2 separate regions of the Homo sapiens genome follow, and region 2 is linked to region 1. Evidence: read pairs that join two places in POLR2A ChIA-PET (ENCODE). Cell type or tissue: OCI-LY7. All regions are shown on one strand. Links, peaks and the distances in the headings refer to the core of each region. The heading gives the core; the rest is flanking DNA.

Region 1 (7,723 bases), core at 1,487-5,486:
CTTATTTAGATCTGTAAACCTTTCCTAGTCCAGTCTAATACATAAAAGAAAGAAAGAAATGTAAATAGTGGATTCAACAATAAAAGAGAATAAACCATTAGGTATACTCAGAGTATATTTTCTTCTTATTTTCTTTTTGAGACAGAGTCTCACTCTGTCACCCAGGCTGGAGTGCAGTGGCATGACCTTGGCTTACTGCAACCTCCGCCTCCAGGGTTCAAGGGATTCTCCTCCCTCAGCCTCCCGAGTAGCTGGGACTACAGGCATGTGCCACCACGCCCAGCTAATTTTTGGTATTTTTAGTAGAGACAGGGTTGCACCATGTTGGCCAGGCTGGTCTCAAACTCCTGATCTCAACCGATCCACCCGCCTTGGCCTCCCAAAGTGGTAGGATTACAGGTGTGAGCCACTACGCCCGGCCTTAGAGTGCATTTTCTACTCCAAAAAGTTCAACTCATACTTAGTGATGGAAAGTAAATTTGAACATTTTCAAATGTAATGATGATATTAACCAGTAGGGATGCCCTCAAATATAATATCCTCAATTGTTTTAAGCAGAGGACAGAATGGTCTTTTAATCTAAAACAATATTAGAATATGCAATTAAGTAGTTTTCCATCACAGTCTACACTTCAAAGGGTGATGCACCTTCCTAAACAGTCTTGGGAGAGATTCTAAACCCTGAGAGTCACTGACACATTTAACTAAAGCCACAGAACAATACATTCAGCTGGAGAAGTCAGTGATAATGTCTTCAAGCTTTACTACAAGTGGTAGAGGCAGAGTTGCTAATTTCCTGCTTTGTGGGTGCTTTGTAGCTTCTGTAGGCATCTTAATTATCAACTATATCATAAGAAATGTAAAACAAAGAAATACAAACATGATGAAATCTTCCACTTGCAGGAAAACAGATGATCATCAAATTTGGAGGCCTGTCCACAAAAGACAAAATTCTGGAAGTAGCAATCCTTTACGACAATACCACGTCAGCCACATTATTAGTTGCAAACATCCTTTCTAAATCCAGGGGTAAGCAGGGAACTAATCCCCAGATGTGAGCTGCCCTTTGCATTTCTGAAGCCACTTGAACTTCCAGCCATAAAACTGTGACACTCACACCACTGGCAAACAGCTCAGACACAATAACTCAGAAGTCGATTGCATGCTAATTTCCATGTTATTTCTCAACCATGAGAGTAGCTCTGTTATCCCATAGGACAAGATATTCTTTTGCCATTTCACTTAGATAAGAAATAGAACTTGCCTGAGCTATAACAGAAATGAGAAAAAGCAAATTATGTCTCTGCTACATGTGAAAGTTTAATTTATGCAACTTTTCTTGAACAAGTCAAAACTTGTCTATTCAATCAATGAATTACTACTGAAATAAAGCGGAAAAACTGTGAAGCTTAAAACAGCCACAGAAAGGTTACGATAGTCTGTTAAACAAATAAAAACTTGAGGGAGAAAACAGATCTTTGTTACCACTCAAATTGGAAATACTGGGGTTTTACACGTAGAAGGCAACCTACAGATGAGGGAAACAGTTTAACAGACATTTCTCTCGTAACAAAAAATACTTATTTTTTTTCTTCTGATTTTAAAAGCAATGTGCTGATCACACAAAATTTGGAAAATACAGAAAAGTATAAAGAAAATTTCCCCCATGAATGCATCATTTAAAATATTTATATTTTGATACATTTCCTTTCAACTAATACAATACACACCTCTTTTCATTTTTTAGCAAAATTGGGATATTAAATAGATAATTTATTACATTTGTAAGCATTTTACCTGTAATAACTTTTTCAATATATGGCTGCAAAATCTGCCATTACATGAATGTATTATAGGTGACTTAACTATTCCTCTATCGTCCTATTCAAAATGCAAGATAGACAAATTTTAATGTAACAGAGTAGGAAAGATCATTGCTATGGCTTCAGAATATTGTAACTAACCTTTCAGACACTACCACTCATCAGGTTTTGGTGTGGTATCAAGGAAGAATGTCCGTAATTATCTGAAAAGGTTATTTCAATTCTCTGGCCTTTCCCAATGATGTAACTGTGTGAAACTAGATTTTCTGCATACATGACCCCCAAAACAACCTACCCCGACAGACTGATTACAGAAGCAGACATGAGAACACAGCTATTTTCTATCAAAGCTGGTTATGAAACAGATTCACAAAAATGGAAAACAATGTCGCTCTTCTCACTAAATTTTTTTTTGGTTTTCACTTTAAAAAATCACTAAAGAGATAAATAAAACAATGTGAAACATTCATCTCATACTTTTTTTTGTTTTAGTAAGGTTATTCTTCATTATAAATGGCCTTTTTATTAGTATGTAACAGGTTTATTATTGTTTGTTATTTTTGAGTGAACTTTTAAAATTTCTCAGTTTCAATTTTTAACATAGTAAAATATCAATAGATATAACCAAAAAAAAGTTCTTTAAGATTCTCAAATACTTTTTTAAAACAGTGTAAAGGGGTCCTGAGGTCAAAAAGATTGAGACCCAGCAGGTAACAGAATGAAGAGTTTAACAGATTAATAAATCCATTGACATTGTGTTTGCTTGTTACTGACTTCTGCTTAAAAAAAGACTGCTCCGAGACGTTGAGCAGATCAGCGGCAGCTTTCTTGGGTAGAATTCTTCCTCTTCCGGCCACATTTAGTCTCTGAATAATTAGGCCCCCAAATACTTGATCCATTTCACCATTCTATATCAAAATAGTTTTCAAAGCAGATACTGCAGGTTTGTGAGGAAACAGTGCCCCCAAGAATCAGAGATGCAGATCTCTCACCATGACTACCTCACCACTTATTTGTTTAAAAAAAAAAAAAAAAGATAAAATATTATAAAAACATTTTTGCTGTGGTAAGGGCAAACTGATTCAGATGACAGTATCTGAAATACACTCATCTCCATGGTTAATCATCACCTATTTTGACTTCCTCCCACCCAAATTGCACAAGTTAATTCTGTGAATTCTGCAGGGCAAATGGCACCAGTTTCCTTCCACCTGTTAGTGCCCAGATCGCAACAGAAATAAGGAAACACCCATTTATTTCCTGTTACAGCTTTACTTTCTAATTACTAACAATCCAACTGAAAGGCCCAAACCTATTATAACATTACAGATATTTCTAATATCTCAAGAACAGGAATCCTACTATACCATTGTCCTACTCTTCCATATATAGTATTTTCTACACTTTCGTTCTAAAACAACAAAATGGTCACACTTGAAAAATTGGGCTGGGCTGGGCATGGTGGCTCATGCCTGTAATCCCAGCTACTTGGAAGTCTGAGGCAGGAGGATCACTTGAGCCCAAGAGTTCAAGACCAGCCTGGGCAAAATAGCGAGACCCTGTCTCTAAAAAATCAATTTAATTCTTTAAAAAATTGGGCTGAAAATTAAAACAAACTCTTTCATTAAAACACGTATTTATTGAGTGTACAGCTTGTGCCAGGCATATGTCTTGACACTGAGGATAAAGCAGTAAAACTCCCTGCCTCGTGGACTTATTTATCATAGCTTATTTTCTACTGGGGGAAGCAGGCATTCGACAAAGGAGTAGCAATGAAGTGTGCTGGGTTTTAACAGAGGAAGCCGAGGTCACCATGAGAACAGACCACAGAAGTCCAGGGAGAGCATTTGATGAAATGCAGTCCAAGGGGAGAACCCTCGGCAGACATAGGCGCATGGGCTTGGAGCACAAGATGAGCCAGAAGAAAGATGGGACTCAAGCCTGGGGTTAGCACACAGATACAAACCCAGACTCCCCGGGGAAAGAATGAGGCCAAGTGCTGAAATAGAGGACACTGAGGAAGAACCAGTTCAATGGATCAGAGAAAACAAGGAAATGTGTTACAGACTCACTGCATTTTAGATACCTGCAAAGCATGCAAGACTATAAAGGATGCACTGACATAGGTGCTTGAGCTCACAAGTTAGGTATGGGCTGGATACGTAGATATGACAGCCAAAATCCTACAGCAAACGAAGCGGCTGAAACTGCTGATATTCCTCAGCAGGGTGGCAAAAGTGTCCTCAAAATACCCAAATACAAAGGGGTGGGGAGAGGAAGGGGAGGCTGCAAAGGAGGCTGAAGGGGATAATCGAGCGAGAGAAGGAAACCCAGGGGAGAGTGTCTCAGGCGCTCAGAGGGCAGGGGGATGTTTCACAGAGGAGGATGCGCTCCACAGTGGTAAATCCCAGCTGGCAAATGCTGCTGAGAGGCCAAGCAGGAACACAACCAGAGGGCCCTGTGGAACTCGCAGCAGGGCGGACCTAAGGCCTCTCTGCAGCACTGGCTTCATGGGCATGGGACCTTCACAGCCCCCATGCCTGAGGGGCCCTACGCTTCGTTTAGTGCTTTGCTGTTACCATCTTGAAATTCTTAATTTTTGAACAAAGAACCCTGTATTTTCACTTTGCACTGGGCCCAGAAAATTTTGTAGCCAATCCTGACCCTCTGGTATCAGTTTCACTAAAGTAGCAGAGATAAAAAACAGAATCTAATGGATTGAGGAGTGAAAGGGGAATGAAAGAATAAGTAGGTAACACAGTGACTTTAAGGTGATCCCACATTCCTCTCCACCTACTGTTCACCTGTCACCTGCTTCTAACAACAGAAGATAGCAAAGGTGATGAGATGTCACTCCTGTGAAGCCATCATGCTGCAATCTTCCATCCTTGCCAGCTGAAAGGAAGTAAGGACCTGTGCGGCATGGAACTGCAGGCGACCCACGTCCCACAACTGCAGGGAAATGAATTCTGCCCATGACCTGAGGGAGCCTGGAAACACTCTTCCTCAGTCGAGCCTCTGATGAGACCACAGCCCTGGCGCCCACCTGGACAGCAGCCTGGTGAGAGCCTGAAGCACAGAAACCAGCTAGGCTGTGCCCGGGCTCCTGAGCCACGGAACTGGTGAGGGAACCAACACAGGTTGTTTATGATACTGAGTGTGCAATCATTTGCTGTGTAGCAGTAGGTAATAGTACAAGGCAGAAAGTAGAACATGCTCTCAAAATGTTTCATCAAGAGAAGGAAAGAGAAAGTGGTCACTGAAAGAGGAGAGTTCCAAGAAGAGCTTGGGTTCTGTTTTTGTCGTAAGATAGGAGAGACCTGAGCACTTGTAAATGCTCATGAGAAGGAAATACCAGGAGAGAGGTTTACATCGGAGGTGGGGCCGGGCGCGGTGGCTCACGCCTGTAATCCCAGCACTTTGGGAGGCCGAGGCGGGCAAAACACAAGGTCAGGAGATGGAGACCATCCTGGCTAACACAGTAAAACCCCGTATCCACTAAAAAATACAAAAAAATTAGCCAGGCATGGTGGCGGACGCCTGTAGTCCCAGCTACTTTGGAGGCTGAGGCAGGAGAATGGTGTGAACCCAGGAGGCGGAGCTTGCAGTGAGCCAAGATCGTGCCACTGCACTCCAGCCTGGGTGACAGAGCGAGACTCTGTCTCAAATTAAATAAATAAATAAATAAAAATAAATAAATTGGAGGTGGGAGAGAATGGTGGTGCAGAAATGGATTTCTAGAGAATAAATAAGATTCCTCTTTCACTATAAACAGAAAAATGAGAAAAGTACAGGCCCAAGAGCAGGCGGATTTGCAAAGGGGCAGTGGGAAGGTCAGAGAATGGCCTTCGCACGACTGTCCCGTGAGCTGTGGAAAGATAATCTGCCGAGAGTGAAATGAGAGGAGGAGGGATGGGCTCAGTATGAACCTAGAGATTTAAGAAGTGTGGAGGAGGTTGGAAAAGTCATTATGGAGAGGAAGAGGGTTGATGAGGAAAATTTGATTTCCAGGCAGTGTTGAGGCCCTGGTGAGGCAGAGATCAGGATCATAGAGAGGCAACTGTGTAACTTTCTCTGGCAGAACTCAGAAGTCCAGGGACAGGCATGGGTGGGCCGCCCAATCCCCCAGGAGAGTGAAGTAAGGGATTCCAGTGCGTTGACAAGCGCATCGCTGAAATGTTGGAATTCAAAAGCAGAGGCAAAGTCCAGCAGGAGCAGAGGGGTTGGAAAGGGACCTGGAATGGGAAAAATCTGATGTTCTTATTGTAATCTGTCAGCTGAGCTGAAGGACAGAAGCTTCTGGTGAGTAGGATCTCTGGATTTCAGCTCAGAAGCGGTTCCTGGTATTAACAGTGTCTTTTTAGGGTAACCTCCTCCTCCTAGTTTGAGCACTGAAAGTCCTGCGTCCTGTGAAACTCCTTAGTCCTCAGACTGAACATCCCCATCCCAAAAAGCTCCTGCTGCCACTCCAGTCTCAGGCAAACCAGGCTGCTGGTCACTCAGCTCCGGCTGCCATGGAGTCCCCGGTGAGCTTTGACAAATACTGACCCCTGCAGCAGATGACTGTGAGCCAGGGGCCAAAACTTTCAAGGAACGAATGAGGAGCTACGACCACGAAATGCTAGCACTGAGGGTAGAGGACAGAATACGACTGAGACAAGGCTCAAAGCAGCAGCGAGGGGAAGGGTCATGACCCAAAAGTGGCCATGAGGGCAGGAACCTAAGCCCTGCCTCCAGATCCCAAGGCACATACAGGGTGGGAGAAGGTGCACTCCCATTCCCAAGGGAGCCAAGGCAGCACTGAACTCGGAGAGTGGCTCTCGGTTAGACCAGGAGGTGAAGATACTGGGGGAGGAGGAGGCTGGCTGATGATCCCAGGGTTAGACCAGGAGGTGAAGATACTGGAGGAGAAGGCTGGCTGATGATCCCAGGGTTAGACGAGGAGGTGAAGATACTCAGGTAAGAGGAGGCTGGCTGATGATCCCAGGGTTAGACCAGGAGGTGAAGATACTCAGGTAAGAGGAGGCTGGCTGATGATCTCAGGGTTAGACCAGGAGGTGAAGATACTCAGGTAAGAGGAGGCTGGCTGATGATCTCAGGGTTAGACCAGGAGGTGAAGATACTCAGGTAGGAGGAGGGTGGCTGATCTCTGGGTTAGACCAGGAGGTGAAGATACTCGGGTAGGAGAAGGGTGGCTGATCTCTGGGTTAGACCAGGAGGTGAAGATACTGGGGAAGGAGGCAGCATGGGAGCTGGCTGATCCCAAGGCAGGAGCACAGCACCTGGTGGAAGAGGCTGGAGGGGAAGGGAGAGAGGGTGGGGTGGAAGGGGGAGGCAAAGAGCAGTCCCAGGAACCTGGAAGGAGGGGGAGAGACAGGGCATGAAGGTGGGATCCTAAATCCCAGAATCGTCGGCAACATAATAAATGGCAACACCAGGAGAGCTGGCATCTGACGATGTCTGTGGGACACAGTGCATAGGTAGATTTTAACACACTGAGATTGCTATTTGGTATAATGACATGTTTATCCTGAAGAAATGAAGTTAGGAATTTTCTGAGCTACAGAATGAATTTTTTGGTTCTCATCGAAAGGTCTGTTGCTCTTGGAACTCAATTCTCAAAGGTCTGTTTCACAAATAATCATCCTCGTTCTGATGTTTATTCAAATCTTTGCCCACCCTCGAGTCTCCTTAAATTCCTCATATTCCACAAATGATGTGTGTTATCTGAATCCAGAAAACCCTCATGGGTTTGCAGATATAACTGCCAACAACTGATATAGAAATAGAGAGTGTAGAAAATATTTCTTGACAATAAAAGTCAGAAGGAAGATTCGAGTTATCCTATCCCCATGAAAGGAAGGGGAGGGTACATGTTGTGTTGTGGTGAGCTGCAGTTT
Region 2 (7,723 bases), core at 2,042-6,041, 190 kb after region 1:
CCAGGTTTGGTGGTTCACACCTGTAATCCCAGCAGTTTGGGAGATGGAGCCAGGTGGCTTGCTGAGCCACAGGAGTTCAAGACCAGCCTGGGCAATGTGGCGAGACCCCATCTCTACAAAAAATACAAAAATTAGCCGGGTGTGGTGGCACATGCCTGTGGTCCCAGCTACTTTGGAGGCTGAGGCCAGAGGACTGCTTTAGCCAAGGAGGTTGAGGCTACAGTGAGCTGTGATCACACCACTGTACTCCAGCTTGGGCAACAGAGCAAGACCCTGTCTCAAAAAAAAAAAAAATGACTCATAAAAGCTTAGCCATTCAAATAGCACATTGTATAAGAGAAATGCCAAGACTGAGTAATTTTATCCACTAAGTATAATTTTAATAAAGTATCAGTGTTCCCAAAGTACAAAGCTGACCCTCTAAAGTTTCTAGCTCAAAAGCTATTTATGGCATTACCAAAAAGATGGTAAAAAGAGTGATCGTAGTTGTCAGTGTGTAGACACACACAGACACAAACACAACACACAGAAACACAGGCAGAGCACACACGCATGTTCACACTGCACACAAAGGTATACACTCAGAAACACACATACATATCAATACACACATAAAAAGTTTTTATGATCACCCTTTTCCCAACAACCCAAGCTCTGCCACTGGCTCCTAACCAGGATAGCAATGGTGACAAGGAGTGATGGATGGGAGCTTAAAACCCCGTTACATCAAAGCCGTGAAGATTAGATTAAAAACCAAGCTCTCCCTCTCTATCCCAACACCTTCATCATGGGAGGTCTTCCTCAAACTTGCTGATGCTCAAGTGAAATTCACAATATACAGGAAGAACTTCTAGATTTTACCAGAGAGCACCAGTGTAATTATCTGGTGCTTAGTTAACTCCCAAAGTGAAATCGAGCTCATCTTTTTCAGTTTTCCTCAGATCCATTATGTTTGTTGTGTGTAGATGGTTGGGAAGGAAATAAGGGGAAAGGAATGAAATAAAAAGTTAAGGGTAAATGTTTCCATGACTGACTTTTGTTTACTTCAATTTTTTACTTCACATCTGTTCTTCCATGAGAATGATAAATTTTACTGTTTCTCAAAGAAGAGAAGAAAATATGCTTAACATTTCCATTTTAGTAACCAGAGAAAGTATTTTATGATTTGTTTCCCCAAATTTCAACATCTTCCCCCCACCTATATAAAATATAACAAATACTATGGCTAAAAAAAAAATCTTGAATCCAACTAACCAATTTTTTATATCATAGATGAAAAGTCTTTTTTTTCTTTTTTTTTTTTTTTTGAGACAAAGTCTTGCTGTCACCCAGGCTGGAGTGCAGTGGCACCATCTCAGCTCACTGCAACTCCTGCCTCCTGGGTTCAAGCGATTCTCCCCACTCATCCTCCCTAGCAGCTGGGATTACAGGCATGTGCCACCATGCCTGGCTAATTTTTGTATTTTTGGTAGGGACAGGGTTTTGCCATGTTGGCCAGACTGGTCTCAAACTCCTGACCTCAGGTGATCCACCCGTGTCAGCCTCCCAAATTGCTAGGATTACAGGCGTGAGCCACCTTGCCCGGCCACCAGTGAAAATTCTTAAAGGGAAAATGAATCCAAATAATTTGTGAAATGCATCTGCAGGGGTCGTGGAGCCTCTTCTGAGTCCACGGTGCCCCTGTCCTGCTGAATGGCAATGTGCTATGGGAAAGACTTCGTCACTCCCAGCTCCAGAGGTGAGACCTGACTTGACTAATCCAAGCAGAGTGGTCTTATCCCTTAAACACGAGGACAACAGAAGAAAGTCCATGAGTTTTTCTATGGTTGGAAAAGGAATGTGCCCTCTCCCTGCTCATCTCTCTCTTCCAGCTGAACGAGGATGTGATGATCTAAAACCCTCAGAACTACTGGCAGCCATGTGGCCAGCAAGAGGGGAGTCAGCTTCTAAAGGGAGCTGACATCGTGAAAAGCAGAGGCCACGTGGAAGGAGCTGGTCTTCGGTGCCATCTTTGAGCCACTGCATCAAGCCACTGTGATGCCTGCCCTGACTCTGGCCTTTTCAGTAACAGAAGCTGTACTTTTCTTAGTCGTTTGAGCTGTGATTTGTGCCTGTAAGATGCAGATGCACCTTGATAGGTACAGCACATCTGCTGTGTTTCTGCAACCATACGGATAATTTTATTTTCCTTATTGCAATCCATTACATCCTGAATATTCACAAACATCTTTCCTTTTAAAATTATCAAGTCAAAGATAAAATACAGACCTGGGGAAAATGAAAAGTAGTTCTTAACACCAAGCTTGGATTTGATTCCTAACTGCGTTTCTGAGGTCATCTCTGCTTACCAGGGCCAGGAATTGAGTCAAGAGCTGCTTTAATGGCAGTTTAATTTACCTGACAATATTTTCATTGCCAGAGAAAAGCATATTTTAGATGAATAGAAACTTAAAAACCAACCAGTTGAGCCAAGTCATAAACATAGTAGTTTCATGACTTGACACTTCTGTGGAGTATTTAACACCAACCATGGTCTAAATGAAACTTAAAATAATTCAAGGGTCCTGGAGAAATCTATTTTGAGCATGAACAAGTCCCATTAGGTAGCAGGCCAGGGTTGGGTATAGGAGAGTAGAACTACCAGCCATAGAATCAAAAGTAAGATTCCCCACCTGAGGTCAGGAGTTCAAGACCAACCTGGCCAACATGGTGAAACCCCATCTCTACAAAAATACAAAAATTAGCTGGGCATGATGGTGGGTGCCTGTAATCCCAGCTACTCAGGAGGCTGAGATGGGAGAATTGCTTGAACCTGGGAGGCAGAGGTTGTGTGAGATTCTGTCTCAAAAAAAAAAAAAAGAAAAAAGAAAAGAAAGTAAGATTCCCCAGGCAAAGGCTCTGTAGACACCATGCTACACACCATCATCCTCAATTTAATCCTGTCAATCAATTCCCTTGTAACTATTCTCTCTAGAAATCTCACCATTGATTCCTTTTTCATCCATCCTTCTCCAGAGAACACCTTTTCACTCACCGAAACGAAACTCAGCACAAAATCCATAATCACAAGGTGTTTATATCTTTAAGATGATGAGGAAAGAACTCAGGACACTGAATTATCATGAAAGGCTCCAAATTTTAGAGACAAATGTGACATCATTGCCTTAGAAACTTCTTATCTACACCCCATCCCCAAATTTTCAGAAGAGTAAATTTTACTCTGAAAGTTTAAGAGATGAGCTCAATATCCATTGAGCACGTTGGTGGGGGACTAAAGCTCAGGCTTTTCTGACTCCAAAACCCAATAAATATACACTACTATATATTTGTTTATGTGTCTGACTGTCCCACCAGACTGTGAAAAATTTAAGGGCAGGGGCTCTTTTTTTCCTTTTTATCTATTATGATTGGCACCTAGAGCAGGCCCTGGCACATAGGAAGAGCTTAATAAATGTTTATTGAACAAATTAAAGGATGGATCAATAAAATCAAAATCAGGGGGAGCTTTATGGTATAGTGCCTTCATATATTCTTCTCACTTAATCTGTTTAATATTGTGAATATTTCTGTGGCCCATTCATTATTCTACAAATTGATGAAAATATTAATAAATTAATTCTCTTCATCAAACTCTTTGTGATAGTCTTGGGTGTCAATTTGGCTAGGGCACAGTACCTAGGTATTTAATCAAACACGAATCCAGGAGTAGCTGTGAAAGTATTTTGTAGATATGGTTAACATCTACAATCAGCTGACTTTAAATAAAGCCTTGATCGTGTGGGTGGGCCTCATCCAATCATTCAATGGCTTTAAGAAGAAAGACTGGGGTTTCCCAACAAAAAAGGATTCTGCCTCAAGACTGCAGCATCCAGCGAGGTTGTGGAGAAAAGGGAATGCTTATCCACTGATGGTGGGTGTGTAAATTAGTTCAGCCATTGTGGAGGACAGTGTGGTGATTCTTCAAAGACTTAAAGACAGAAATACCATTTAACCCAGCAATCCCATTACCGGGTATACACCCAAAGGAATACAAATTGTTCTACCATAAAGGCATGCATGCGTATGTTTATTGCAACACTGCTCACAATAGCAAAGACATGAAATCAACCTAAATGCCCATCAATGATAGACTAGATAAGAAAATGTGGTATATATGCACCATGGATTACTATGCAGCCATAAAAAGAAACGAGATCATGTCATTTGCAGGGACATGGATGGAACTGGAGGCCATCATTCTTAGCAAACTAACACAAGAACAGAAAACCAAATATCGTGTGTTCTTACTTATAAGTGGGAGCTAAATGATGAGAACACATAGACACACAGAGGGGAACAACACACACTGGGGCCTTTTGGAGGGTGGAGCAGGGAGAGGATCAGGAAAAATAACTAATGGGTACTAGGCTTAATACCTGGATGATAAAATAGTCTCTACAACAAACCCCCATGACACAAGTTTACATATGTAACACCAAATCTGCACTTGTAACCCTAAACTTAAAAGTTAAAATAAATAAATAATAAAACATTTTTTAAAACCAACCAAACAAAAACCATACAAGTTGCTCTAGGGTTGGGAATTTTGTTTAATGCATCCTATGTACCTAATATAGTCAATGTTTCTTAGCAAATAATAGATTCACAATAAATATTTTTGCTGACTGAAAAAAAAAAAAAAAGACTGCAGTGTCCAATCCTGCCTGAGTTTCCAGGCTGCTAACCTGTCCTGTGAATGTTGGACTTGCCGGCCCCTATAACTGCATGGATCAACTCCTTAAAATGTATCTCTCTCTCTCTCTGTTCTGTGTTCTCTCTCTCTCTATCTCTCTCAGTTCTGTTTCTTGAAAGAACCCTGGCTAACAAACTATTCAGTGAGCCAGACGGAGCGAATCCAAAATTTCCCTGCAGAAAGTTGAGAGATTGAGAGGGCAGTCTGTGTGATGCAAGAAACCACTGCCTGATGACTTCCGCAGGCAGCTGGAGAGGTGTGAATGAGACCTTAAGGCTGCAATGTCACATAGTGAAGCCCAAGCAGGAAATCTCTAGCAGCTAAAGAAAAGACGTTACCTTTGAGGATTTCTTAAAGCAGGCAGGGCCTTTTTCTCATAACGTCCAAGGTAAAAGGAAAACAAGATCTCCCGTTGAAATCATTTGGTTGGAATCCATTCTAGAGAAGGAAGGATAAAACCCTTCTGCCATTTTTCTTCTTTATTCTCTTCACAAAACCATCTGGTTGGGTTTTTTGTTTTTGTTTCTGTTTTTTTCTTGGAGGGACAAGTCACGGAGCTTGAAGGTAAGTTTTGAAAGATCTCCAGTTAGTTGCCAAGTATATAATTATGCTTTGGAGATGAATATTTGAAGGATGCCACCAATTCTCTTTGCAAGATAGGAGGGGAAAAAAAGTCTCTGTGCAGCGCTCATAAGCAGAACAATTTTTAAGTTTCAAAGGAGATTTGACAAGGCATCACTTACAGATTGTGAAAGAGTAATTTAAAAACGGTGAATACGTCATGGAAACTTCCTTTTCCCTTCCTACTTTGTTCTGCCCCTGACTTGACAAAGCAATGGCCAGGAATCCTTCACACCTGGTAGTGGGAACTGTTTTCCTTAAGGAATTTAGAAAATTGCGAGGATAACGGAAGCTGTTGCATGATGCTGACTAGGATATTTCATTGCCTATTTCACGGAAATACTGCCAGCCAGTTCTCAGAGCCCGGCTTTCACAAATCCTCGGTCTCCATGAAGTAGCTCAGTGGTTCCCAATTCTGGCTGCGTGTTAGAATTACTAGAGGGAGGTTTTTAAAAATACGGGTGCCATAGTTCCATCTCCGAACAATTAACTACCAAGTTCTGGGGTGTTAGCATTAATATTAGTAACTTTTTAAAAACTCCCCCAAGTGATTCTGAGCATCCAAGAGCAGCGCAGGGCCTGACAGCCTCTGCACTGGGTGGGAGTAGAGCATGGCACAGGTGGCCCTAGATGCCCAGCCGGGCTCCCCGTCTGGAGCGAGTGCCAATAGGCCAGCCCCTGAGAAATCCAGGAGTGTGAAATATTCATCTTAAGTTAAAAGTCTGAGGCCGCGAGTGCTGGCACACCTGCAACCCCAGGACTTTGGGAGGCTGAGGCGAGAGGATCACTTGAGGTCAGCAGTTGCAGGCTAAAGTGAGCTAGGGTCACCACTGTACTCCAGCCTGGGCAACAAAGCAAGACCCTCTCAGAAAAAAAAAAAAAAAAAAAAAAAAGCCAGGCACAGAGGCTCATGCCTGTAATCCCAGCACTTTGGGAGGCCGAGGCAGGTGGATCACCTGAGGTTGGGAGTTCGAGACCAGCCTGACCAACATGGAGAAACCCCATCTCTACTAAAAATACAAAATTAGCCAGGTGTGGTGGCGCATGACTGTAATCCCAGCTACTCAAGAGGCTGAGGCAGGAAATCGCTTGAACCCAGGAGGTGGAGGTTGCAGTGAGCCGAGATCGCACCACTGCACTTCCAGCCTGGGCAACAAGAGTGAAACTCTGTCTCAAAAAATAAATAAATAAATAAATAAATAAATAAATAAATAAATAAAAAGCAGCAAAGGTCTGGGCTGCTGACATGCATTCCCACGTAGGTGAAAGAAGTATAGAACAAACAGTGCCAGCAGACTGACTTTTATTTTTTTTAAATCTTTGTTCTTTAAGCATTTTCATTTCAACACTGTCTGCTCATATAGCCACTATTCTGGCCCCTTCTCTGCCATTCTTTCCTGGCGCCATCCCCAACACCCATTTCTGGTCTGGTGCCCTCTCCTGGGCTGCCAGGCACTTGGTGCTTACCTCAGTTGACGCACTTATCAAATGACACTGCTGTATATTTGTTTCTGTGTCTGACTCTCCCACTAGACTATGAAGAACTTGAGGATGGGGGCGCTGTCATTTTGTCTTTTTATCTATTAAGATTAGCACCTAGAACAATGCCTGGCACCTAGAGGGCATTTAATGAATGTTTATTGAATAAATTAAAGGATAAACCAATAAAATCAAAATTGAGGAGGTGTTTATGGTATAGAGCCTTCTTTTTTTTTCTTTTTTTTTAGATGGAGTCTCACCTCTGCTGTGCAGGTTGGAGTGCAGTAGTGCGATCTCGGTTCACTGCAACCTCCACCTCCCGGACACAAGTGATTCTTGTGTCTCAGCCTCCCGAGTGTCTGCGACTACAGGTGCCCACCAGCATGTCCGGCTAACTTATGTATTTTTAGTAGAGCCAGGGTTCCACCATGTTGGCCGGGCTGGTCTCAAACTCCTGACCTCAGGTGATCCACTCCCCTTGGTCTCCCTAAGTGCTGGGATTACAGGCGTGAGCCACCGTGCCTAGCCAAGCCTTCATCTATTCTTATTTCATCTTTGTTTATCATTGCTAATATTTTTGTGATCCATTCATTATTCTAGAACTTGATAGAAACAATTTAAGGCCACGTGGGAGAATAGGTTCCAAGATAATTTTTTTCCCTTGAAGAAGGAACTGTGTATTATTCAGATTTGAAACACAGTACTCAGAAAATTTTATTTTCAAGTGAACTCTGCTAGAGGGAATGGTTTCCTTTTGGCTGTCCTCTTCACCCATTTCCTGGCCCCTCACTGAAATTTCTTGCACGGCAGAGAACGAACCTCTGGATGTGCCAGTTTTCCGGTTTGCAAAATGAGGATAATCGCTTTTATGACTGCAGTACTATATTAGAA

What was found. ChIA-PET counts read pairs that join two places held together with the same protein. Peaks named below come from ENCODE experiments on the same cell type or tissue, not always from the same donor. Only the 100,000 strongest peaks of a DNase experiment are listed, where the experiment ranks them.
Region 2: POLR2A ChIA-PET joins it to region 1 with 5 read pairs; 5 of 35 experiments call an interaction of 5 or more read pairs at or near these places.

What each region holds. Positions count from the first base shown.
Region 1 is chr10:14,561,665-14,569,387 of GRCh38, forward strand. All of the region lies in intron 2 of FAM107B (family with sequence similarity 107 member B), which reads right to left. Among named protein-coding and RNA genes, the nearest start is that of MIR1265, 130 kb to the left of the region's middle. In OCI-LY7, for the core only: no CTCF peak of the experiment used is centred there; a DNase peak (open chromatin) is centred at 3,013; H3K4me3 peaks cover 2,117 bases; H3K27ac peaks cover 2,611 bases.
Region 2 is chr10:14,752,652-14,760,374 of GRCh38, forward strand. All of the region lies in intron 1 of FAM107B (family with sequence similarity 107 member B), which reads right to left. Among named protein-coding and RNA genes, the nearest start is that of FAM107B, 18 kb to the right of the region's middle. In OCI-LY7, for the core only: no CTCF peak of the experiment used is centred there; no DNase peak of the experiment used is centred there.